3 separate regions of the Homo sapiens genome follow, and all the other regions are linked to region 3. Evidence: chromatin loops called from intact Hi-C (ENCODE). Cell type or tissue: mammary epithelial cell. All regions are shown on one strand.

Region 1 (8,000 bases), 270 kb after region 3:
GGTTTTCAGCTCGTTGGCAGAAAAGCATAGCATAACAGCAGACTATCTTCCAGGTAGAGGCATATTTGCGTATGTGAAAACAGAATTTACTGGCGGAAAAGTCATTCTCTTGAAGTCAAAGCAGTGCCTGGTGATCTTGTTGCTGAAGGTTTATCTACAGTCCTAGAGTCAGGGAGGGGGAGGGTGATGGCGGAATGGGGGTGGAGGCCACAGGCGGAGTGCAGAACCGTGGCATCCTGGGGCTTGAGGAAGGCAGGTGTGTCCTTGGAGAAGAATAAATGTCCTAGAGACGCAGAACCAAAGCTGGAGCTGGGCTGAGCTGAGACCCGAGGGTTCCCACAGGCCAGTTCTGGAGGAGATAGAGAAGGCTAGAAAGCCGTGGAGAATACGGGATGGGGGTCCTGGGAGGGCAGGGCTAGGGGGCGGTTCAGGTGCGTCTTGGCACAAGCATGTCTGTGCCCCCGGGCGTCCTGAGCAGAGCGGGGTGTCAGGGCGGGGCGCGGGCATTTCGCTCCTCTCTCCCTGAACCCTTTCACATCCTTCCCGATCCTGTTTTGCGTTATCCCAGGATCACACGCACAAATCCAAACAAACTTTTCTGGTCCCGTTCATCTCCCTCTCATCCTAGAGGGCACGGATTTTGTTTGATGAGAAAATAAAGAAGGTCAGAGGGAGACAGGACACAGAAACAGCAGCTCTCGGGAGGGCAGCTGGAGGCCGGGCTAGGGCTGCCTCCACTGTGCCAGGGCTGGGGGGGATTGGCAGAGACGTCTGGGTCCCCAACCATCGGCTCTTCCCTCAAAGAGCAGCGGGGGCTCTGCGGGAGGATACACTACCCTGAAAGACTCTCACCAGCCAACCCAAGCCAGTGTTTGTTCTGCCTGGCTCTGGGACCCTCCCGCCAGGACCCCAAACACTGCCGAGGGAGGAATTTTAAAAATAAAATGGATGGGCCGGGCACGGTAGCTCACGCCTGTAACCCCAGCACTCTGGTAGCCTGAGGCGGGCAGATCACCTGAGATCAGGAGTTCAAGACCAGCCCAGCCATGGTGAAACTCCATCTCTACTAAAAATACAAAAAATTAGCCGGGTGTGGTGGTGTGCACCTGTAATCCCAACTACTGGGGAGGCTGAGGCAGAAGAATCACTTGAACCTGGGAGGTGGAGGTTGCAGTGAGCCGAGATCGCGCCATTGCACTTCCAGCCTGGGCAACAAGAGTGAAACTCCGTCTCAAAAAAAAAAAAAAAAAAAAAGAAAAACAAAAAAAGATGATCTTATGGGCAGCAGCTGCCATGAGCTCCTTCATCAAGGAACCAACACAGAAGTGGTGCAGTTGTTTTCTCTGAATCTTTCTCGTCGGTTACTTTTTTTTTTTTTTTTTTGAGAGAATCTTGCTCTGTCGCCCAGGCTGGAGTGCAGTGGTGCAATCCTGGCTCACTGCAACCTCTGCCTCCTGGGTTCAAGCGATTCTCGTGCCTTAGCCTCCAAGTAGCTGAGACCACAGGCACCCACCACTACGCCTGGCTGATTTGATTTTTGTATTTTTAGTAGAGACAGGGTTTCACCATGTTGGCCAGGCTAGTCTTGACTCCTGACCTCAGGTGATCCTCCCGCCTCGGCCTCCCAAAGTGCTGGGACCACAGGCGGGAGCCACCATGCCCTGCCTCGGTTGCTTTTTATTCAGAGGTTGAACTCTCCATAAAGCCATGGACAAAAAAATCATCTTGCATGCGTTAGGGTTGACGTTAACAGCCCTATTTAAAAATGTTGGCCAGGCACGGTGGCTCACATCTGTAATCCCAGCACTTTGGGAGGCTGAGGTGGATGGATCACTTGAGCCCAGGAATTTGAGACCAGCCTGAGCAACATGGTGAAACCCCATCTCCACAAAAAATACAAAAACCAGCAGGGCGTAGTGGCACGCACTTGTAGTCCTTGCTACTTAGGAGGCAGAGACAGGAGGATGGCTTGAGGCCAGGGAGGTTGAGGTTGCAGTGAGCTGTGATTGAGCCACTGCATTCCAGCTTGGATGACAGAGTGAGACTCTTATCTCAAAAAAAAAAAAAAAAAAAATGTCCGTACTTGATTCCTCATATCTGGAAAGTCCCTTCAGTTTATAAGTGGAATTCACAGTGGTAAAGCCACTGGGACAAGCACAGCTTCTAATCACAGCTGTTTCTCAAATGCTCTCATGTATTGCAGAAAATTTAACAACCTAGGTAAATTAAAAAACCTAAGTAAAGGGAGTTTAGGGCATTATATGGCACACAGTAGTCGCTTGACAAATACTGGCTGGATGTTACTTATCTGTTGGAAATAATTCAACTAACATATTTGTGTACTGAAACGTTTTTTAAGCAGCTCTTCAAATATATTTAGATAACTCACACATTAAATTCTAAAATATAATTTTGATTAAAAATGCATGTATCAACGCTGGGCACAGTGGCTCATGGCTGTAATCCTAGCACTCTGTGAGGCCAAGGCAGGTGGATCACCTGAAGTCAGGAGTTCGAGACCAGCCTGGCCAACATGGTGAAACCCTATCTCTATTAAAAATCCAAAATTTAGCTAGGCGTGGTGGCGCATGCCTGTAATCCCAGCTACTCAGGAGGCTGAGGCAGGAGAATTGTTTGAACCCAGGAGGTGGAGGTTGTGGTGAGCTGAGATCGTGCCACTGCACTCTAGCCTGGGCAACAGAGTGAGACTCTGTCTCAAAAAAAATAAATAAATAAAATAAAAACGCATGTAACAATGAGTAGCATTAACATGCCAAATCAGGTTTCCAGCGGAGAGTCCAGAAACGCTAGGAAACCTCATCTGCAGAGAGTTGGAATGAAAAGTCATCTCTCCTCTGGTTACCGTGGATCAGGGGCACTCTATTTGCATTCGTGGACTCCTGAAATTATATATAAAATCAAAAGATTTGGCCGGGCACGGTGGCTCACTTCTGTAATCCCAGCACTTAGGGAGGCTGAGGCAAGTGGATCACCTGAGGTCTGGAGTTTGAGACCAGCCTGGCCAACGTGGTGAAACTCTGTCTCTACTAAAAATACAAAAGTTAGCCAGGCATGGTGGCACGAGCACCTGTAATCCCAGCTACTCAGGTAACTGAGGCAGAAGAATCACTTGAACCTGGGAGGCGGAGGTTGCAGTGAGCTGAGATCGCACCACTGCACTCCAGCCTGGGCGAGAGAGCCAGACTCTGTCTCAAAAAAACCAAGCAACGAAACAACAACAACAAAAAATCAAAAGTTGTTTTTATGTGCATTTTTTCTGGACAAAGTAACCATAACCTTCATCAAACTATCAAAGCCTTTGCGAGCCAAACCTGTCCCCACCCCGGAAAAAAAACAATGAAGAATCCCCGCTGTTGACTGAGACTCTAACAGGCACGCGGATTACTTAACTCACATCTCCTTCAGACTTTCAGGGCCAGCAGGGATACGAGAATTCCCTAAGCTTAAATTACTCTAATATTCATTAACAACTCTTTAGAGTCATGATATTTAAAAAAACAATTTTTAAAAAGGAACTGTATAAAAATAGACACTTGGGAAGATTTTAAATGTACATGTCCATTGCGTGCAAGTGTGTACTTTTTCTTAATCGCTTCCTCTTGGCTTTCTCCGGTTAGTTTCACTTTCCCAGTACGCGGGATCTATTCCAGGTGGCCACAGCCATAGATTCCCACAGTGGGGGAAAAGCAACCATGTGAACAAGATTTCAGATGAAAGAGAAACCACAAATGATCAGTTCTGGGGCTGATTGCAAAAATTAGAGGCTGCCTTTCTTGGCTGTTTGAGAAATCCTCTAAGTCACTGGGTGCCCTTTCTAGTAGAAAGACCCACGTTCTGGCTGGGCGCGGTGGCTCATGCCTGTAATCCCAGCACTTTGGGAGGCTGAGGAGGACGGATCACTTGAACCCAGGAGTTCGAGAACAGCCTGGCCAACATGGCAAGACCCCGTCTCTGCAAAAAAATACAAAAATTAGCTGGGCATGGTGTTGCGCACCTGTAGTCCCAGCTACTCAGGAGGCTGAGGTGGGAGGATCACCTGAGTCAGGGCAGGTCAAGGCTGCAGTGAGCCCTGATGGTCACTGCACTCCAGCCTGGGTGACAAAATGAGACCCTGTCTCCAAAAAAAAAAAAACCGAACAAAACCTCCATTCTTACAAGACCCTCAAGGCAGCAAGGACGGGTTATTCCCTAAGCTGGAAAGGTGACCAGGGAGGCCTGCAGTGGCGACTCGGGAGGAGAGTGACCTCATCAAACAGCAACCTCATTGGCCCCGGGCTCCAGCAGAGAATCAGCTGGAGGCTGCACCCCCGCAAGTCCATGAGCAACCACCAGAAGCCATGAATTCAGCTCCCTTTGTGGAGTCTACAAAAGAATCTTTGTGCCCTGAAGTTGGTCATAAATACTTAACTTACCAGGCCGGGCACAGTGGCTCATGCCTGTAATCCCAGCACTTCGGGAGGCTGAGGCGCACGGATCACTTGAGGCCAGGAGTTCGAGACCAGTCTGGCCAACATGGTGAAACCCTGTCTCTACTAAAAATATGAAAATTACCCGGGTGTGGTGGTATATGCCTGTAATCCCAGCTGCTAGGGAGGCTGAGGCACGAGAATTGATTGAACCCAGGAGGCAGAGGTTGCAGTGAGCTGAGATCGCACCACGGCACTCCAGCCTGGGTGACAGAGTGAGACTCTGTCTAAATAAATAAAAATTAAAAAAAAAATAACTCATCAGGAAAACCCCTACAGGGGAAGGGGCTCTAACCCCTGGAAGATCCATAGTTTGGCCTCAGATGCGGGAGTGTGGTGAACTCCCAAGAAGTGTAGAAAATGGCATGTGTGTTTTTCTGGGAAGAGGCTCTATGACTTTAAACAGATTCTGAAGGGGCTTTGTGACTTCCTCAAAACACCTGGGACCCCAGTGATCTGTGTACCTGCAATCACTCTTTCCTTTTCAGAAAACCTACTTTTTCCCCCTCAATTCCTTCTCTAAGGATGTTGCAGAAAACTATTTAGGAGGCCTGACAGGGAAAATCTCACAAGCAAAACTTGTCCTGCAACCTTACTTTTATTGTTTAAAAAATTCTGTGTAAAAATAAATACTTTTCAACTCAAGTTAACTGGAGCAAATAGATCCAATTAAAAAAATAACATAAACACAAACAGGGTTTTCTACTTGCCCTGTTTCTGAAGTCATGACGTGAAAGAAAGGCAAACCCACCCAGGTGAGCCACAGATCGCAGAAAACACGAGCTGTCCAAGGAAGACCGCCCTCCTCTCTGAAGCAGTGCTCATCTTTTCAATAAGAAAACACCAGGCATCATATATTTAAATTTTAGAATATTTTAATGTCCATTTCTTCAGTGAATGCATTTTGAAATTATTAGAATTAACAATTTAAAAAGAGCAGATAAAAGGATATATGGAAAATGCAAACAGTCGGTTCTTGCTAATTCAATTTCAGATTCTAGGCATGATGTGATTTTCCAAACAACCAATTAAAAAAAACTCCTTACCTCGAAAATCTAGAAATTCAAATGCAGACGTGTCTTTGGAAACTACAAATGATTACAGCCCATGTGACAGGAAGCACGCGGCCTTCGGCTCTCCGGATCGTGTGCAAATGTGCAGGGGGAGCCCCCGCGGGTGACGTCAGTGTGGATGAAGTCACGGGTGTGGCAGAGCCTGTGGGGCTCTCAAGCTATTCGAGGGTTTTGTAACTGATGCTCTACATTTGTTTGCATTGGATAAAATTGTGTGTGCTTGTTTACCATATATATATATATATATATATATATATATATATATATATATATATGGATATATAATTCGATCTGAGCTGGGACTGAGAAGAAAATAGCAATTGCAACTCAAAGCAACTATTTACACACATTCAATGCTGAAGTATTGCTTCCTGCCCTAAGTTCCTAAGAGGTATTGCCACCCTGAAGCACGACCCATGCCGTCAGCAGCCCTCGTGCCAGCTGCTTAGAAACTCGTGTCTCCAGCACGATGTGCTCGCTGCCAACAGACAAGAGATGCACGGCGTTTCCGCTGCAGAGATTCTGTGGTTCTGCACTGAGGTATGCATCGGAGCAGGGGACGGGGAGGACCCGAGGGGCTTCGTGGCCCAGAGAGAACGTCTGCACTGGCTGTTTAGGAAGGCTCAGGGTGTTTGAAAGACAACGTTAAGCTCTGGGTGAGTCTGCACGGGGCTGAACCAGACTCCACTTTGCAGCTCCTTGGTTTCCCGGGGTGAGGAATCACAAACACCTTTGTGGTTGGGGAAGGAAATGGGCTTGATGGGGAAGAAGTGTGTGCGGAGAACTTTGCGGAGCATGTTCTGAGCGAGACAGCAAGGTCGTGAGCAAACGCCCAGCCCCTCAAAGCTACACAGCCTGGAGGGGAAAGGGGAGGGGAGGACATTCAAATATACACCTTAATACTGATGCAGAAAGAGCTTCATGTGACCACAATCCCCACGAACAAGGAAAGCATCAGGTAGTGTTTTTTAAGGAAAAAAAAAAATCTGCGGTGTTTTATAATACATTCTTTAGAAGCAAGAGGTATTGTCACAACCACCCTTTCTTCGGTATTGGAAGACCAGCAAACTGACAGTCACACCTGACAGGAAACCTTACAGCTAATGGGGGGAGGTGCCCTGGACTCTCAGGACGCCGGGACCCTGGCTCTGGCTGTCCTGATGGGTGGCCATCCCAGGCACCGCCCCTGGAGAGGTGGCGGGTCAGAATTGTGACTTCTTCATGCCGGGGAGGGCAATCTGTATGTCTCTGGGGAGGAGTAGTGATGATGGGGACTGATGCGGTGTGAAAACGAGACAGTGAGATTTGACAGCGGAAAGCAAAATGCACAGGGACAACGGGCAAGACTGACAAGGAGTGCACCCTGGGCCTCATCAGCGTCCCGGGGTCCCCTGAAAGACTGGCTACAACTCCGACCGGACAACTCGGGCGAGCTCACTTCCACACAAACTTCAGACTCAATATGGCAAAACATAATCAGACAGGACCAGCAGCCAACTGCCCGGACGGAGCTCCCCCACACCACCCTCGGGATTCCGCCCCTAACAAACCCCGCGTTTGCATCCAGATGCCTCTGTCCCTAGATACGGTGTGAGAACTCCATTTCAGAGCTGGAATTTGCTCCCCAGATTAAATCCTGCCACTGATAGGCCCTGTGCCATCTGAGAGCGGGAGGCAGCCAAGAAACTTCTGGAATTTGTGGAAGCCAAGATGGCACCGGTGCTGCCGGCACAGACCCCCGTGGTTCTGAGCTGGACCCCGGCAGGGAGGAGCCCCCGTGGGTGGCAGGGGCAGCTGGTGGGCTTCTCCTATTCCCCTAGCCTCAGAATTGCACTGGCCATGCTTTGAGGTCCCACTCAGACCCCTCTTGGGGTGGGGAGGTTGGGGGCGGCCCCAGGTGGCCAAAACACAAAAGAGACATCTGGTTACCTTCCTGGGAACTGCCCTCCCCTGTGGCTATGACCCCCCACCCTGAGGACCCAGCACCCCTCCCGGGAGCGCACATGCTTCCGGGTAAATAAATAAATAAATAAATGCAACCTCGGATGTTTATTTGGTATTTCCCTCTCCGATGAGTCAGCTTCCAGGACCAACACCTCCACTCCCGATGGGGAGACCCCTGGGTGGAGGGTCGGGGGTGAGAGGCGGCTCTGAGACCCCCGAGGCCTGGGCACACGGGCGTCGTGCCCGGCTGGCATTTGCTGTCTTGGCCTGCATGCATGTGGGCGAGCCCCTAAACCCGCTCAGTGCAGGGAGCGCGGCTCACCCACAGCCCACGGGGCGCGGTGCTCGGGAAAGTGCGGGTGGGCAATGGGGGGTGGCGGAGCTGTCGTGACATGCCCCCTTCGCACCCCCTCTTGGCGGATTACTGGCACTTTATATCAGATTCATGAATGCAAGTGTGTGTGCGCATGTGTGCTTACATAGAGAGGTCGGGTCG
Region 2 (8,000 bases), 82 kb after region 3:
AGTTTTTAAATGTAAAACTGCTTTAAAAATTGCACATACTCAGATTTTTCACTACAGATATTTCTAATTTGGAATAAAAATCTCCTTGAAAGTTGGGGCAGGGACCAAAAGTCCTTCTCAGAGGCAGGTGTGGTATGAGACAGGAAGGAGCAGTGGGGACTGTGGCTAATTGGAGAGCCCACTACAGTTGGTGCTCACAACCAGACTGCTGTCACACAGGGATGCAGGCACAATGCTGAAAGCATCTCATTTTTCAAGAAAAGCCAGAAATCTAGAGTTTTATTTGCAATTTCCTGATTTTTAAGGTATTGTGTGGGCCAAACACATTTAGAGGCTGGATCCAGCCCACGGTCTGCCAGCTTTCAGCTTCTGCCATAGGTTAATTAGTAAATGAATCCACCACCCCTTCTGTAGTCTACCTCTGCAGAACTAGAAATGAATGGAGAACATAAAATAAAAGGCTGTTGGATGATTCAAGTATTTCAAATATAAGCCAGTATTCTTCATTTCGGGCAAAATAAACCCACCCCTCATATTTAAAAATGAAAAACCAAGCTGTTTTCAATCAATTTCCTATACACCAAACCCCGAACCCACATTCAAACAGAATATTTTAACTAAAGTCAGGGATACCCATGGCAGGCTCCAAGCCTCGCCCGAGGACACCTGGGTAAAGTTGCGATACGCAGTCAATGCATTCCTAGGGAGCGGCACCCACCTCAGACCTGGGCTCCCCTTTGGATTCACCAGGATCGGGCTCAGTGTCCTCTGCTTGGGTCTCCGTCTTCATTTCCAGCACAGGTACGTCAGGTCCTGGCTGCTGGGAATTGGTTTCTGCGCTGGCCACCGAGGAGGGGGTAGGGACTCTGTTATCAATGCTGGCTGCTGCCTGGGAAAGCTGTGAAAAAACCGAAAGCACTGACTTCAGTAAGCAAGGTAACATAAATGATCTTCAACTATGCTGCTCATGCAACCTACAATTTCCCATTAACATTTCTCAATACTGATCCAGCAGGTGCCCTTCTGTGAAACCGAAGAACAGGGGTTAAAGTAGGAATGAGTTCTAGAGGGAGGTAACAGCAGCCAGAGGTACAACTCAGGTCTTGCCACAAAGGCAGAGGAAACAGCAGAGCTTTTCAAACTTTGACATAAATTTATTTTCTCGAAGTTTTCTAGCTAAATCATGAAATCTCATATTTTGAAATTAATTCCCTTCAATATGGTGGTTAATGTGTATGGTAAAAGGCTGAATTATGAATGCCTAAGCACATCTGAAGGGAGGGAAATCAAGTGCCTACCCAAAGACAGTGTTACCCAGCCTGTGTGAACGGTAGGAACACGGGTGCTGGTGGAGTAAATGAACATTACACGAAGGAACCACTAAAAGAATTCCTAATTTGCAAATTCTTACTCAATGGAATTTTTTTTTTTTTGAGACGGAGTCTCACTCTGTCACCTAGGCTGGAGTACAATGGCGCAATCTCGGCTCGATACAATTTCTGCCTCCCAGGCTCAAGCGATTCTCCCGCCTCAGCCTCCCGAGTAGCTGGGAATACAGGCACCAGCCATCATGCCCGGCTAATTTTTATATTTTTGTAGAGACAAGGTTTCACAACTTTGGCCAGGCTGGTCTCGAACTCCTGAGCTCCGGTGATCCGCCTGCCTCAGCCTCCCAAAGTAGTGGGATTACAGGCGTGAACCACCGCGCCCAGCCTCAATGGAGTTTTAAGTAAACAAACAAAAGATGACAATGTCTCGCTCTGTTGCCCAGGCTGGAGTACAGTGGCGTGATCTTGGCTCACTGTAACCTGTACCTCCTAGGCTCAAGTGATCTTCCCACCTAAGCCTTCTGAGTGGCTGGGACTACAGGACTACAGGCACACACCACCATGCTTGTCTGGTTAAAAAAAATTTTTTTTTGCTGGAGACGAGGTCTCACTATGTTGCCCAGGATGGTCTTGAACTCATGGGCTCAAGTGATTCTCCCACCTTGGCCTCCCAAGGTGCTGAAATTATAGGTGTGAACCACCGCGCCTGGCCTGACACACAATTTTTATGGGAAAATTATCTTCTAAGAGTCTTGGCCCAAAAACAGCAGAGACAGAGAGGCTTACCGGTGTGCCAGGAGGCTGGGCGTGCACAGGCGTCGGCTGTTGCTGCGATGACTGAGGGGTAGCCACAGACGGGGGCTGAACTGGGGTTTGAGGCTGCGGGGTCACCTGGGCCTGGGCTGCTGCCTGGACTGTAGGGGTGCTCTGGGTTTGGGTAGCACTGGGCACTGAGCCAGGAGTCGGGGTGGGAGTCTGCCCGGAAGACGACACAGGAGTTGATGGCTGAGTGGGAGCTGCTGGCTGGGGAGGAGTCATCCCAGGTGGTGTCGTGTGCTGGAGAGATGGCATGCCAGCAGCCGTGGAAGCAGGAGGCGGTGTTGGGTGCAGTGGTGACTGTGTCACTGGAGGGCAAGGTAGCTGGCTGGCCTGAGGCCCCAGCATGTTGAGAGGGTTAGGAAGAGCAGCACCAGGCACCTGTCCCTACCAGAAATGGACAGAGTATGGTAAAATTATTTCCCCCGTTTGAAAATGTGATGAAACATTTGAAAAATTAAATGTATGAAAAAAAAATTTTTTTTTTTGAGACAGTTTCACTCTTGTCGCCCAGGCTGCAATGCAATGGTGCGATCTCGGCTCACTGCAGCCTCCGCCTCCTGGGTTCAAGCAATTCTCCTGTCTCAGCTTCTCGAGTAGCAGGGATTACAGGTGCCCGTCACCACGCCCAGCTAATTTTTCTGTTTTTAGTAGAGATCGGGTTTTGCCATGTTGTCCAGGCTGGTCTCAAACTCCTGACCTCAAGTGATCCTCCCGCCTCGGCCTTCCAAAGTGCTGGGATTACAGGCGTGAGCCACCGCGCCCAGCCAAATGTATGGGAATTTAATCACATTTTCTTGGGAGTGTTCTGCTTGTGAAAATTCATCGAGCTATACACTTGTAATGGGCACTCCTCAATAACGGTAAAACTACACACGTTTCTTATAGTCTGATTTATATAATTAAAACAACCATTGAAACTTATGGCTTAAACACACACATCTACAGCAGTCCCCTCATATCCACTCGGATACATTCCAAGACCCCCAGTCTTGGAACGCCTGAAACTGCGGATAGTACTGAACCCAATATTTACCAAGATTTTTGGATCTGACAACCAAGGTGGACACTCAGTGACTAAGAGGTGGGTAGTGTCTACAGTGTGGAAATGCTGGACAAATAAATGATTCACATCCCTGGGGGCACAGAGTGGGATGGTGACAGAATTCATCATGCAACTTGGAATGGCACTCAATTTAAAACTTTTTTTTTTTTTTTTTAAAAAAAAAAAGACAGAGTCTCGCTCTGTCACCCAGTCTGGAGTGCAATGGCATGATCTTGGCTCACTGCAACCTCCATCTCCCGGGTTCCAGTGATTCTCCTGCCTCAGCCTCCTCAGTAGCTGGGATTACAGGCGTGCAATACCATGCCTAGCTAATTAATTTAAAATTTATGAATTGTTTATTCCCAGAATTTCCCATTTAATATTTTTGGACCACAGTTGACCCCAGGTAACTGAAACCTCAGAAAGTGAAATGACAGATTGGGGGAGCTACTGTACATTGACCCAGCCTATAAGCTTCATGTTCTATAACATGTACCCAATGTTCTTTAACATTTTCTAAGCTTAGCTTAGAAAAAGGTATTTTTTTTTTAAGTTGCTTCTTCCCTGGGGACTATAAAATAAATAAATAAAAATAAGAATAAAAGTTATTGACCATAAATATATACATCCATAAGTACCCTTAACAATTAAAAATTTAAAAAAAAAATTCTCTCTGAAACACAAACACACACACACACACACACACACACACACACACACACGTTAGTTACTGAAAGAGAACTGTTTCAGTGCAGTGGTTCTATACTGGGGATACACTTCAGAATTATTTGTGAACATTTTAAAAATGATTCTGAATCACTGTTCTAGAGCAGGGGTTGGCAATCTCCCAGGGCAAACACACTGAGCTGCTTGTTTCTGTAAATAAAGCTTTATTGGCACACAGCCACCTCATTTATGTACCACAGCAGCTTCTGCACTACAAGAACAGAAGTGATGAAAACCAAGATTGAATGGCCTGCAAAGCTGAAAATATTTAGTATCTGGCCCTTTACACGAAGTTTGCTAATCCTTGTTCTAGAGAAATGAAATGTTATGGAAAGTTAAGAATAATCATTTAGTGAGGAAATCTAATATATAATAATGACTTATGCAGCATTATTTCACATTAAAAACTCAAAACAAGGCTGGGTACGGTAGCTTACTCCTGTAATCCCAGCACTTTGGGAGGCCGAGGTGGGTGGATCACCTGAGGTCAGGAGATCGAGATCAGCCTGGCCAACATGGTGAAATCCCGTCTCTACTAAAAATACAAAAAAAAAAAAAAAAAAAAAAATTAGCTGGGTGTGGTGGCGGGCATCTGTAACCCCAGGTACTTGGCAGGCTTAGGCAGGAGAATCGCTTGAACCCGGGAGGCGGAGGTTGCAGAGCCGAGATTGTACCACTGCACTCCAGTCTGGGCAACAAAACGAGACCCTGTCTTAAAACAGACAAACAAACAAAAAAAAACTTAAAACAAGAATTTTATCTTTTAGGGAGGATTTGGTGTGTTTTAAATACATGTATATTTTGTATACAGTAGCAATGATACGCACTACAACTAACAAAAGAGGAAAAAAGGAAGGAATAAATGGAAAATCAATTTCTTCAGCTCTAGATTGAGAAATTAAAAACATTTAACAAGAAGGGAACTATTGAAATGATTCTGTTAGCTTGATTTCACCTGGCAGTGGAGACAGGTCAAAAGAAACAAAAGCCAAATCATCAAGAGTGAATTCATGGGTCCTTCTCACTCGCTTTTTAAAATCCTAATGCCTCTCAGGGTCACGTTAAAGTTAGAATTTAAAATACACAAACAAAAAATAAGAAAACAAAAACTCAAAGATCAAAACACAAAAGCATACAAACCAAAAATTCTAAATCCATTCCCACTTTTGCATATAGTTAACCCAGAAAGGATAAGAGAAATTCCAAACGAGTTAAGGACTACAGGACAAAGGTGGAGAAAACAAAGAGAAGCTGATACAAAGACATGAAATGTGCATTCTGGAATTTTAATTTCCACGAAGGAAGACAGAAAAAAAAAACCAAAACTTAACACAAGAATTTTATTTCCTAGGGAGCCACGGTCCCAGTGGGGCACAGTACCTGTGACACGCCTGTTTGGGCTGGCGGCTGCCCCATGCCCACACTCATCGCCCCGCTGGATGACGGGAACTGGTTCTGTGGCAGAAACTGGCTCTGAGCGGGCGCCTGGGCCATCATGTTGTTGGTGTGTGCACCCATCATGTTCGGAGGCTGAGGCATTCGGGAAGGAGAAATGGCCATCTACGAGACAACAAGCACCACCAGAGCTGTAGTTCGGAAGCTGACGGCCAGAGTTTTCAAGGTGAGCCAGAATGATCCAAGGCTTCACAACCCCAGAGGATGGCAAGCACAGGGCTCACATCCTGCCCTTCCTCATGGGAAGAGACCACCACTTGCTAAGAACTCCCGCGCTCCTGGGCACCTTACACACTTTCTCAGGCAATCTCTCAAATGAGCCAGCTTCAAAATGTCCTCTGAATAGAAATCAATAGCAGGCTATAATTTAAAGTTTAAGACATGCCTATGAGTTCTCTAAAGTGTTTAGAAAGCAGCCTCGGAACAGCGAGCTCTCAGTCAACAGATGCTGACAATTCCCTGCTGGCCACATATCTGAGGCTGCCTTCTCCAGCCTTGGAACTCCCACATTCTCACAAAGCCACACATTCCTATGAATTTGTTATTCCAATAAAATAACTAACAGTCAAATAATTCTGTGTAGTAATAATTTTTTTAAAATGAGAGATGAAAGAAATAAAGCATAACCCAAATTCAAAGGAACAAGAACCACAGGATTCTCAAGTGACATGAATTCTGCTGCTTAGATAATGTTCCATGTGAGAGGGAGGGCTATCTGCAGCACAGCGAAAGAGAACACTTACCCCTGGCACTGAGCCCATGCTGTTCATCTGGACAGAGTGGTTCATTGGGGAGGCTGCACGAGGTCCCATGGGTGCTTGTGGCAACTGGACGTTCCCCAAGGACATGGGGTTAAATGAATTCATCCCTGTAAATGTACCCACAACGGTTCATTAGGAAAAGCACCCACAGGAAAACAGAATTACAACTTGCTAAATAAACTCTTAAGTAAAATAAGATGGAACGCACAGGCAACAGAAAACTGAAAAGAAATCACCCAATTAATCAATGAAGATGATGAAGGAACAGACTTCTCCATATCCAGAGAAAACGGCATCAATGTGGGGGTGGTGACGGTGGCATGGTGAGGGGTACCAGGGAAGGACGAGGACATGAAGGCATAAGGTTGGGTAAGACAGGAACAAGTGAGACATTAAACGAGGCTGTGGTAGAGCTGAGCCAGAGGGCACAGTACCAAAGTGTCATAGCAACAAAGAGGGTGAGGAGGTGCCCTGAAAGGACAGCACCCTCACAAGCTACAGAAGAGATGTTTCCAGAGACCAGGGCAAGCTTCTGTGCACACCCATACCTAATGCCTCTGGAGCAGCTGACGCCCATCATCCGAGGATTCCCAGCTCCTTGCTGGGTTTACATTCATTGTTAGAATCTGTGCTAAGTCTCCAAATGTTCTTTTAATTTTGCAAGCACCTTAAGCATTAAGAAGTGCCCAAGGGTCAGCCGTCCTCAACCTTAGCCTCCTGTAGTTTACAGGAACACCACATCACTGAAAGACACTTCACAGCCAGTAAGTGTCTCCAGACTGCGGTGTCTAGTTCCTTCCAATTTCCAATAATACTCTGTAAACTCTGAGTTCTAAAGAAGCACCAGTTCAAATTAGTCTTAGGACCAACACTAGAATCTGACAGAACCCTTTAGAGAATTTCTGGAAGGTGCTGCCTTAGCGCTGCTGTAGTCATGAGAAGGCTCAAAGGATGACTCACGGAGCACTACCTTCAATGGCTACCTAGAAATGGTACCCTCAAATAACGGAGTGCCGATGCAGACCAGGAAGACTTTCCAGGGAGTCTATAATGTAAGCTTCCCCACTCCTTGAGAATTTTTTTAAACAAAATGAAAAACAATTACTAAGGAACAGCACTTAAAGAAATCTGTATTTACCCAGATGTGCTGGTAGGGAGGTTGCTAAGTGCATAACTAGAAAACATCTATTCCAATATTCTGCTGGTAAACAGCAGGGGCATCATACCCCACACCAGCAGCATCTTCCTATCCAGGCTGAAGTCCTGGACCAATCCCCAACACAGCATCCAGCCACTTTCCCAAGGCTCAATTTCTCTGACTCCTTGATTTCTTTCTTTTTTTTTTTTGAGATGAGATTTCGCTCTTGTTGCCCAGGCTGGAGTGCAGTGGTGTGATCTCAACTCACTGCAGCCTCCGCCTCCTGGGTTCAAGCAATTCTCCTGCCTCAGCCTCCCGCGTAGCTGGGATTACAGGTGTGCACCACCATGCCTGGCTAAATTTTGTATTTTTAATAGAGACGGGGGTTTCACCATGTTGGCTAGGCTGGTCTCAAACTCCTGACCTCAAGTGATCCTCCTGCTTCGGCCTCCCAAAGTGCTGGGATTACAGGTGTGAGCCACTGTGCCCAGCCTGACTCCTTGATTTCTTTCAAAAATCAAAGCCTGAGCAAAGCCTCTTTCCTTAGAGTCTTCTGGATAATGTCACCACCTTGTTTCACAACCTGGAAAAATGTCCTCCTGCTTGGGTCTCAATGGTCAAGAGCTACAGGGTTTTCAAATGCTCCCTGCCCCAAAATAAAAATCACTGCTTCAACCAACCAAAAACCAGAGGCTCTCTACTTAAGAACCTTTCAAGGTTGTTGAGACAGC
Region 3 (8,000 bases):
CGCCTCCCAAAGTGTTGGGATTACAGACGTGAGCCACGGTGCCTGGCCCTTTTCAGGATTTTTAATCAAGCCTGAAGTTACGTGTCCATCTGTTAATTATAACTTTAAGAAGAGCCCTCTGGCTGGGGTTGGGGGCTCATGCTTGTAATCCAGGCACTTTGGGAGGCTGAAGCAGGTGGATCACTTGAGGTCAGGAGCTCAAGACCAGCATGGCCAACATGGCAAAACCCAGTCTCTACTAAAAATATTAAAATTAGCTGGGCGTGATGGAACACACCTGTAATCCCAGCTACTCAGGAGGCTGAGGCAGGAGAATCGCTTCAACCCACAAGGCGGAGGTTGCAGTGAGCCGAGATGGCACCACTGCACTCCAGCCCCGACAGAGAGAGACTCTGTCTCAAAAAAACAAACAAAAGAGGCCTGCGAGGAACAATTTCTTTCCCAACTCCTGCACAGGGATGACGGCATATCACTCAAACATCCATTTCTCCTTGATATGGTTTGGCTGTGTCCCCACGAAAATCTCACCTTGAATTGTACTCCCATAATTCCCACGTGTTGTGGGAAGGACCTGGTGGGAGATAAGTGAATCATGGGGGCCGTTTCCCCAGTACTGTTCTCGTGGTAGTGAGTAAGTCTCATGAGATCTGACAGTTTTTTGGGGTTTCTGCTTTTGTGTCTTGCTCATTCTCTCTTTGCCTGCTGTCATCCATGTAAGACGGGACTTGTTCCTCCTTGCCTTCCACCATGACTGTGAGACTTCCCCAGCCACATGGAGGTGTAAGTCCAATTAAAGCTCCTTCTTTGGTAAATTGCCCAGTCTCAGGTATGTCTTTATCAGCAACGTGAAAATGGACTAATACACTCCTACTCCACAAAAACAGGTTCCCTAGCTTCATCTCATCTAGTGGGGACCACCAAACACCAGGTCTACCACACCCGGAGAAAAACAGGCCTCAGGGCCCAGCTGTCCCTCAGGAGCTGAAAAGCACACTGACCTCAAACAGACCTTCCATTTAAAATCAGTGAGAGAGGCCGGGTGTGGTGGCTCACACCTGTGATCTCAGCACTTTGGGAGGCTGAAACAGGCAGATCACCTCAGCCCAGGAGTTCAAGACCAGCCTGGGCAACACGGCAAAACTCCGTCTCTACAAAAAAATACAAATATCAGCCAGAGGCTGAGGAGGAAGGATGGCTTGAGCTCAGGAGGCGGAGGTTGCAGCGAGCCGAGATCATACCACTGCACTCCAGCCTGGGCGTCAGACCCAGACCCTGTTCCAAAAAATTAAAAAACCAAAAAAAAAAAAAACAAAAACCCACACAATTAAAAATAGAAAAATTAAGTCCGCAAGAGCACATAGGTGAAGAGGAAGCGGTGGCTGATCTGGGCGGAAGCTGGAGGTCACTGGGAGTCAGGAATGCAGCACTCATCAGTACGAAACCCGGAAACAGCTCCTAGAAGGCCCTCTGAGCTTTGAAATCTGCTGCTTTACAAACTTTCTTCAGGACTCTCCTTTGCCTTCCAGCAATAATCAGCATGTCAACGATGGTGGCCTTCATCTTTCTTTTTCCTTGTCCTGTCACCCCAAATGAGTTTTGCGGGGTTTTTTTTAATAGAGATGGGGTCTCTTCACGTTGCCTAGGCTGGTCTCAGACTCCTGGACTCACACAATCCTCCTACCTTGGCCTCCTAAAGTGCCGGGATTACAGGTGTGGGTCACCGCACCTGGCCCCAAATGCGTTTTAATTTCCTCAGTAACTCCTCCCTGCTCCATACACACAGGACTGGGGAACCTTCTTCCTCCGGCAGCCAAAGCCGCCAAGACCTGCAGGTAGTCCCACCAGGCAAAGGGGCCTCAGAGCGTATCCAAAGCTCCACAGAGACGGAATTCAGCAGAGCTGCACGCTAGGATTTGGGGGACTTTTTTTTTGGAGAGAGGGTCTTACTCTGTTGTGCAGGTCAGTGTAGTAACACAATCATGGCTCACTGCAGCCCCAAAGTCTGCCAGGCTCAAGTCATCCTCCCACCCCAGCCTCCTGAGTAGCTGGGACCACAGGTCAGTGCCCCCATAGCTGGCTAATTTTTTAAATTTTTTGTAGAGACGGAGTCTTGCTGTGTTGACCAGGCTGGTCTCAAACTCCTGGGCTCAAGTGATCCTCCTGCCTCGACCTCCCAAAGCACTGAGTTCCCAGGCATGAGCCACCACACCAGGCCTGTATTTCGGGAACTTTTAAAATTATTGGCAAAATTCAATTAATTCCCAGAGTTGATCCAGCCCAAAGAACCATCTGGATACACTTATCCAGGAAACCAAAACAGATTCTGGTAAAACTCCTCTCACTGGTAGCTTAAGATGAGGACCTGTCCAAAGTTTAATGCTTTCTCACAGCTAATATATTATCTGGCAATTCTCCAGAATGGCATAAAAACCAGCTTTGTGAAAAGAAACTTTGCTAGCATCGGGCATGGTTAGCAGGGAACGCACCTCTTTTTCTGAGTACAGGGACCGGGCAACAATGTCCAAAAGCTTCTTTGTCTCGGCCTGGAACTCATGTTTGGAAGTGGAACCTAGTAATGAAACACAGACACAACCAACAAAGTTTAACTTCTATTTTTGTGCAAGAATACGCTACGTCACATTCCAAAGAAAGCTTAAGTTTATGAGTTTTAAACTTTTTTTTTTTTTTTTTTTTGAGACGGAGTCTCGCTCTGTCACCCAGGCTGGAGTACAGTGGCACGATCTCGGCTCACTGCAAGCTCTGCCTCCCGGGTTCACGCCATTCTCTTGCCTCAGCCTCCCGAGTAGCTGGGACTACAGGTGCCTGCCACCACGCCCGGCTAATTTTTTGTAGTTTTAGTAGAGACGGGGTTTTACCATGTTAGCCAGGATAGCCTCGATCTCCTGACCTCATGATTGGCCCGCCTCGGCCTCCCACACATTTAAGATCATGAACAAAAAGAAAGAAGCAGACAGAAACAAAGTCTGGCTGGGCACCATGGCTCATGCCTGTAATCCCAGCACTTTGGGAGGCCAAGGCAGGAGAATCACTTAAGCCCAGGAGCTCAAGACCAGCCTGGGCAACACAGAGGGATCCCGCCATCTCTACAAAAAATACACAAAGTAGCTGACGGTGGTGGCACACACTTGTGGTCCCAGTGACTCAGGGGGCTGAGGTGGGAGGATCACTTGAGCCAGGGAGGTCGAGGCTTCAGTGAGCCATGATTGCACTACAGCACTCGGCCTGGGTGACAGAGAAAGACCCTGTCTCAAAACAAAACAAAACAAAAAGTCTCTCAGAAAGGAGGTCTCAGGGCAGGACAAATCCTCCCACTGCTGAGGCCAGACATGCCTCGGGCTATGTCGAGGGAATGCTGAGCCTGGTTTCCCAATGTGCATGGTTACGAGAACTGGACTGCCTCTAAGAACCAGATTATATGTTCTTTCTTTTTTTTTTAGAGGCAGGATCTGGCTCTGTTGCCCAGGCTGCTATGCAGTGGCAGGATCGTGCTCACTGCAGCCTCAACTTCCTGGGCTCAACCGATTCTCCTGCCTCAGCCTCTCAAGTACCTGGAACCACTGGTGTGTGCTACCATGCCTGGCTAACTTTTTAATTTTTTTCTGTAGAGAAAGGGTCTATCTTGCCCAGGTTGGTCTCGACCACTTGGCCTCAAGCAATCCTCCTGCCTCGGCCTCCCAAAGTGCTGGGATTACAAGTGTGAGCCACTGTGCCTGGACTATATTCTTCAAAAAAGCGGTTTCCAAATTAATTAGTTAGAAATCAAAATAACAAGAAAACCTCACTTCTCTTTTTAACTTCAAAGATTCTACTCTTGTCGACCCACTTAAAAGCCAGAAATGGAGCCACTTCAGGACTGGCTCCAAAGACTGCTTTTTTATACTTCAGAGGGAATGAAAAGACAGCTCCAGAATTCGGTCCTGCGCAGACTGGGCCAATGCTGAGTTTCCCCTCCCGCTTCCATGATTATTAGCAGATGTGCCATGAATCACCACTCAGGGGAGGTGCCGGACGGCAAACTCACGGGTGGCCACCAGAGGGGGCAAGACACACCCGACACTGGCAGAAGTCCCTCGCTGGGACAGAAATGGAGGGCGCAGCACTCCCTACAGCCAAGACCTTCTGATTTCACACCTAAGGCGGTGGCTCTACCAATCACTGCCTCCACCCTGAAAATGCCCCTTTACGCACAGCAGTGAACCAAAAAGCCCTCCCAGACCAAAGCACGAGCCAAGGCTACCCTGCACGCTCTCTGTGCTGCTGATAATCGAGTGCAGGGGTTCCTCCTTGTCCTCGGCGGTCTGCGTGCTGAACAGTCGTCCTGCCTGCAAGCTCCAGGCTGGGTTTCGCCTGGGGCCCAACTGGGCTGTGGTCCTCCGAGGACACAGAATTGGTTTTCCTGAAAAGACAAATATGCAGAAAGAATGAGAATTAGGAAGACACGAGAAACAATATGGTAATTCGTCCCATCAAGGGTGTCTAGCAGAAGCTAGCGTGGACATCTCTAAGTCGGGCTGTTGCTGAAAGAGAAATCCACAGGACCAAATGCCACAGTGTCAGGGTGTGGTTTTGGCAAGGAGCCCTCACAGATGTCATCAGTGTAAGATACTGTGTCTTCTCAGAACCGCAGAAGCGAAACTGGAGGGGGTGGGCTGCTGCCTTCTTTTCAGAGGGGGTCTCGCTCTGTCACTGCGATCACAGCTCACTGCAGCCCCAACCTCCTGGACTCAGGCAATGCTCCTGCCTCCGCCTCACGAGTAGCTGGGACCACAGGCACAGACCACCATGCCCCCATAATTTTTTAAAAAATTTTTTGTAGAAATGGGGTTTTGCTATGTTGCCAAGACTGGTCTCGAACTCCTGGGCTGAAACCATCTTCCCGCCTTGGCCTTACAAAGAGCTGGGATGACAGGCGTGAGCCACCATGCCCAGCTGGCAGATGCCTGCTGACAGCACTTCCCACATTCGCCTCACGGGTGACACCTCGCATCAACCTACCAAACTGAAACCTGTCTCGACCCTCGCAGCCCCTGCAGAAGCCCCCGATGGGCCACACTTCTTTGCTCTTGACAGTCAAGCAAAAAAAAAATCCTCCCAAAAGGGATCCAAATATTTAAATGTTAATATTCTGAAACTGTCTCATCTTCTAAAAGTTGATTCTTTCCCATTGCTTTTTCATCCAAAACAGATTTTTTAAAAAAAATTTGTGTACTTTAAAAACTGAAAAACAGCTGACGATGGGTTCTACCTTCTAACTAAGAAGGAGACTTGTCTTCTGTAACTTCCTGCTCAGTCCAGTGGGCTGAGAAAGTTGCCGGCAGAGCCCAGCGAGGGAGGAAAGCAGCCAATGTGTCCCCAGCCGCACGCAGTTCACCGACGCAGGCCCAGAAACCAGACACTTTCACTCCAACACAGGACTGGACCGACCCAACACCAACACCCACTGACCCCAGGGACCACATACCAGGACCCTGCCTTGGTCAGTAGATTTGCAATACGTGATGGTGTCAAGGATATGTGGCCAGCCAGCCACGCCGTGTCAAAGTCTAAGCCTAAATGAACCGCATCTAACTGGGAGCCTCTCCTGTTCTTCACAAATTTGTAACAAGTAGAAAGGAAAGACAACAGAATATCCAGGAATCAAGGTTTTAAAAATCAGCATATCAGCCAGGGGTGCGGTGGCTCACGCCCGTAAACCCAGCACTTTGGGAGGCTGAGGTAGGCGGATCACATGAGGTCAGGAGTTCGAGACCAGCCTGGCCAACATGGAGAAACCCCATCTGTACTAAAAATACAAAAGTTAGCCGGGCATGGTGGCAGGCACCTGTAATCCCAGCTACTCGGGAGACTGAGGCAGGGGAATGGCTTGAACTTGGGAAGTGGAGGTTGCAGTGAGCCGAGATCGTGCCGCTGCACTACAGGCTGGGTGACAGAGCAACATTCTGTCTCAAAAAAAAAAAAAAATTAACATATCAACTTTCATACTCCTAAAAGGTACAAAAACTTGCCTTTTTTTTTTTTTTTTTTTTGAGATGAAGTCTCACTCTTGTTGCCCAGGCTGCAGTGCAATGGTGCAATCTCGGCTCATTGCAACCTCCACCTCCCGGGTTCAAGCGATTCTCCTGCCTCAGCCTCCCGAGTAGCTGGGTTTACAGGCGCCTGCCACCACACCCAGCTAATTTTTGTAGTTTTAGTAGAGACAGGGTTTCACCATGTTGGCCAGGCTGGTCTCGAACTCTTGACCTCAGGCGATCTGCCCACCTCAGCCTCCCAAAGTGCTAGGATTACAGGCATGAGCCACCGTGCCCAGCCAAAACTTGCCTATTCTTTAGGCTTATTCCTGGACTTACAAACAGCACAAACCTGGCCTTTTGTTTTTGTTTTTTTTTGAGATGGAGTCTCGCTCTGTCGCCCAGGCTGGAGTGCAGTGATCTCGGCTCACTGCAACCTCCATCTTCTGGGTTCAAGCGATTCTCCTGTCTCAGCCTCCAAAGTAGCTGGGACTACAGGCACCAGCCACCATGCCTAATTTTTGTATTTTTAGTAGAGACGAGGTTTCACCTTATTGGTCAGGCTGCTCTCGAACTATTGACCTCAGGTGATCCACCCACCTAGGCCTCCCAAAGTGCTGGGATTACAGGCGTGAGCCACCATGCCCGGCCAACCCTAGCCTGTCTTTATCTCTATGCAGATACCTTAAAAACATCTACCACAATTCAGAAAGTATTCAAATTCCAAACCATGTAAACATCCAGTTATTTGGGCCCATGTAATTGCATTGTTCACTTTATTCGTACAGTTAAAAAAAAAAAAAAAATCCCGGGACATTTCTTCTGGAATTAAATGGTATTTGGCATTAGAGGAGTTCGCGAACAGTCTACATCAAACCAGGGTGCTGAAGTCTCTGTGCCTCCTTCCAAAGCACAGCCAGCCCTGGGGGCACAGGAGGGAAGTGTCCAAGTGCCAACACCTGCCCACAGAGCATATCAGTGTTTCTCACCATTTGTGTAAAAGAAACACAAAAAGGATAAACCAGAAACTGATGTGACTGTGTATTTTGTTTCCTAGGACTACTGAAACACAGCACCACAAACTAGGCAGTTTCAAAAAGGTCCACAGTTCTGAGCCAGGCACACAACCTCACACCTGTAATCCCAGCACTTTGGGAGGCCAAGGCAGGAGAATCGCTTGAGCCCAGGGGTTTAAGACCAGCCTGGGCAAGAAAGTGAGACTCCATCTCTGCAAAAAACACAAAAACTAGCCAGGTGTAGTGGTGTGCACCTGTAGTCCCAGCTACTTGTGAGGCTGAGGTGGGAAGATCACTTGAGCCCAGGATGTTGAGGCTGTAGTGAGCCAAGATCACACTACCGCACTTCTGCACTTCAGGCTGGGTGAGACAGCGAGACTCTGTCTCAAAAAAAAAAAAAAAAAGGTCCCAGGTTCTGGGCAGCGGTGCTTCCCACTGGAGGTGCCGAGGGAGAGTCCATCCCGCACCTCTCCCCAGCTTCTGGCAGTAGCCGGCATCCTTGGTGTTTCATGCTTTGCAGACCCTCCAGGCTCTGTCTCTTGTCACATGGCAAGCTCTTCTCTATGTGAGTCCTGGCTGTGTCCAGATTTCCCTCTTCTTATACGGATACCAGGAATACTGGAGTTAGGCCCCACCCCCATGCAGTGTGACCTCATCACAACCTGATACATCTGAAATGACCCAAATAAGCTCACACTCACAAGTACCAGGGATGAGGACGCGAACGTATCTTTCTCTTTTTTTTTTTGAGACAGAGTCTCGCTCTGTCATCCAGGCTGGAGTGCAGGGGCATGATCTCAGCTCACTGCAACCTCTGCCTCCTGGGTTCAGGCGATTCTCCTGCCTCAGCCTCCCTAGTAGCTGGGATTACAGGCACGCACCACCATGCCTGGCTTTTATTTTTAAAAGAGACATGGTTTCACCATGTTGGCCAGGCTGGTCTCCAACTCCTGAC

Evidence for each region. A loop is a pair of places that touch in the nucleus more often than their neighbours do. Peaks named below come from ENCODE experiments on the same cell type or tissue, not always from the same donor. Only the 100,000 strongest peaks of a DNase experiment are listed, where the experiment ranks them.
Region 1: it touches region 3 in a loop (6-fold over the local background); 2 of 110 quality-filtered maps call a loop at or near these places.
Region 2: it touches region 3 in a loop (3-fold over the local background); 2 of 110 quality-filtered maps call a loop at or near these places.

Annotation. Positions count from the first base shown.
Region 1 is chr16:3,957,309-3,965,308 of GRCh38, forward strand. ADCY9 (adenylate cyclase 9) reads right to left here. Exons shown (of 11, transcript NM_001116.4): 11 at 5,345-8,000. Among named protein-coding and RNA genes, the nearest start is that of TRIDDENT, 11 kb to the left of the region's middle. RefSeq lists an enhancer at 4,236-4,735. In mammary epithelial cell, no CTCF peak of the experiment used is centred here; a DNase peak (open chromatin) is centred at 4,343; H3K4me3 peaks cover 756 bases; H3K27ac peaks cover 634 bases.
Region 2 is chr16:3,768,456-3,776,455 of GRCh38, forward strand. CREBBP (CREB binding lysine acetyltransferase) reads right to left here. Exons shown (of 31, transcript NM_004380.3): 12 at 6,114-6,238; 13 at 5,296-5,475; 14 at 2,115-2,531; 15 at 719-898. Among named protein-coding and RNA genes, the nearest start is that of TRAP1, 55 kb to the left of the region's middle. In mammary epithelial cell, no CTCF peak of the experiment used is centred here; DNase peaks (open chromatin) are centred at 3,266 and 4,046.
Region 3 is chr16:3,686,569-3,694,568 of GRCh38, forward strand. TRAP1 (TNF receptor associated protein 1) reads right to left here. Exons shown (of 18, transcript NM_016292.3): 2 at 4,259-4,417; 3 at 2,487-2,569. Among named protein-coding and RNA genes, the nearest start is that of TRAP1, 27 kb to the right of the region's middle. In mammary epithelial cell, a CTCF peak has its summit at 4,053 (motif pointing right); a DNase peak (open chromatin) is centred at 4,043; H3K4me3 peaks cover 201 bases.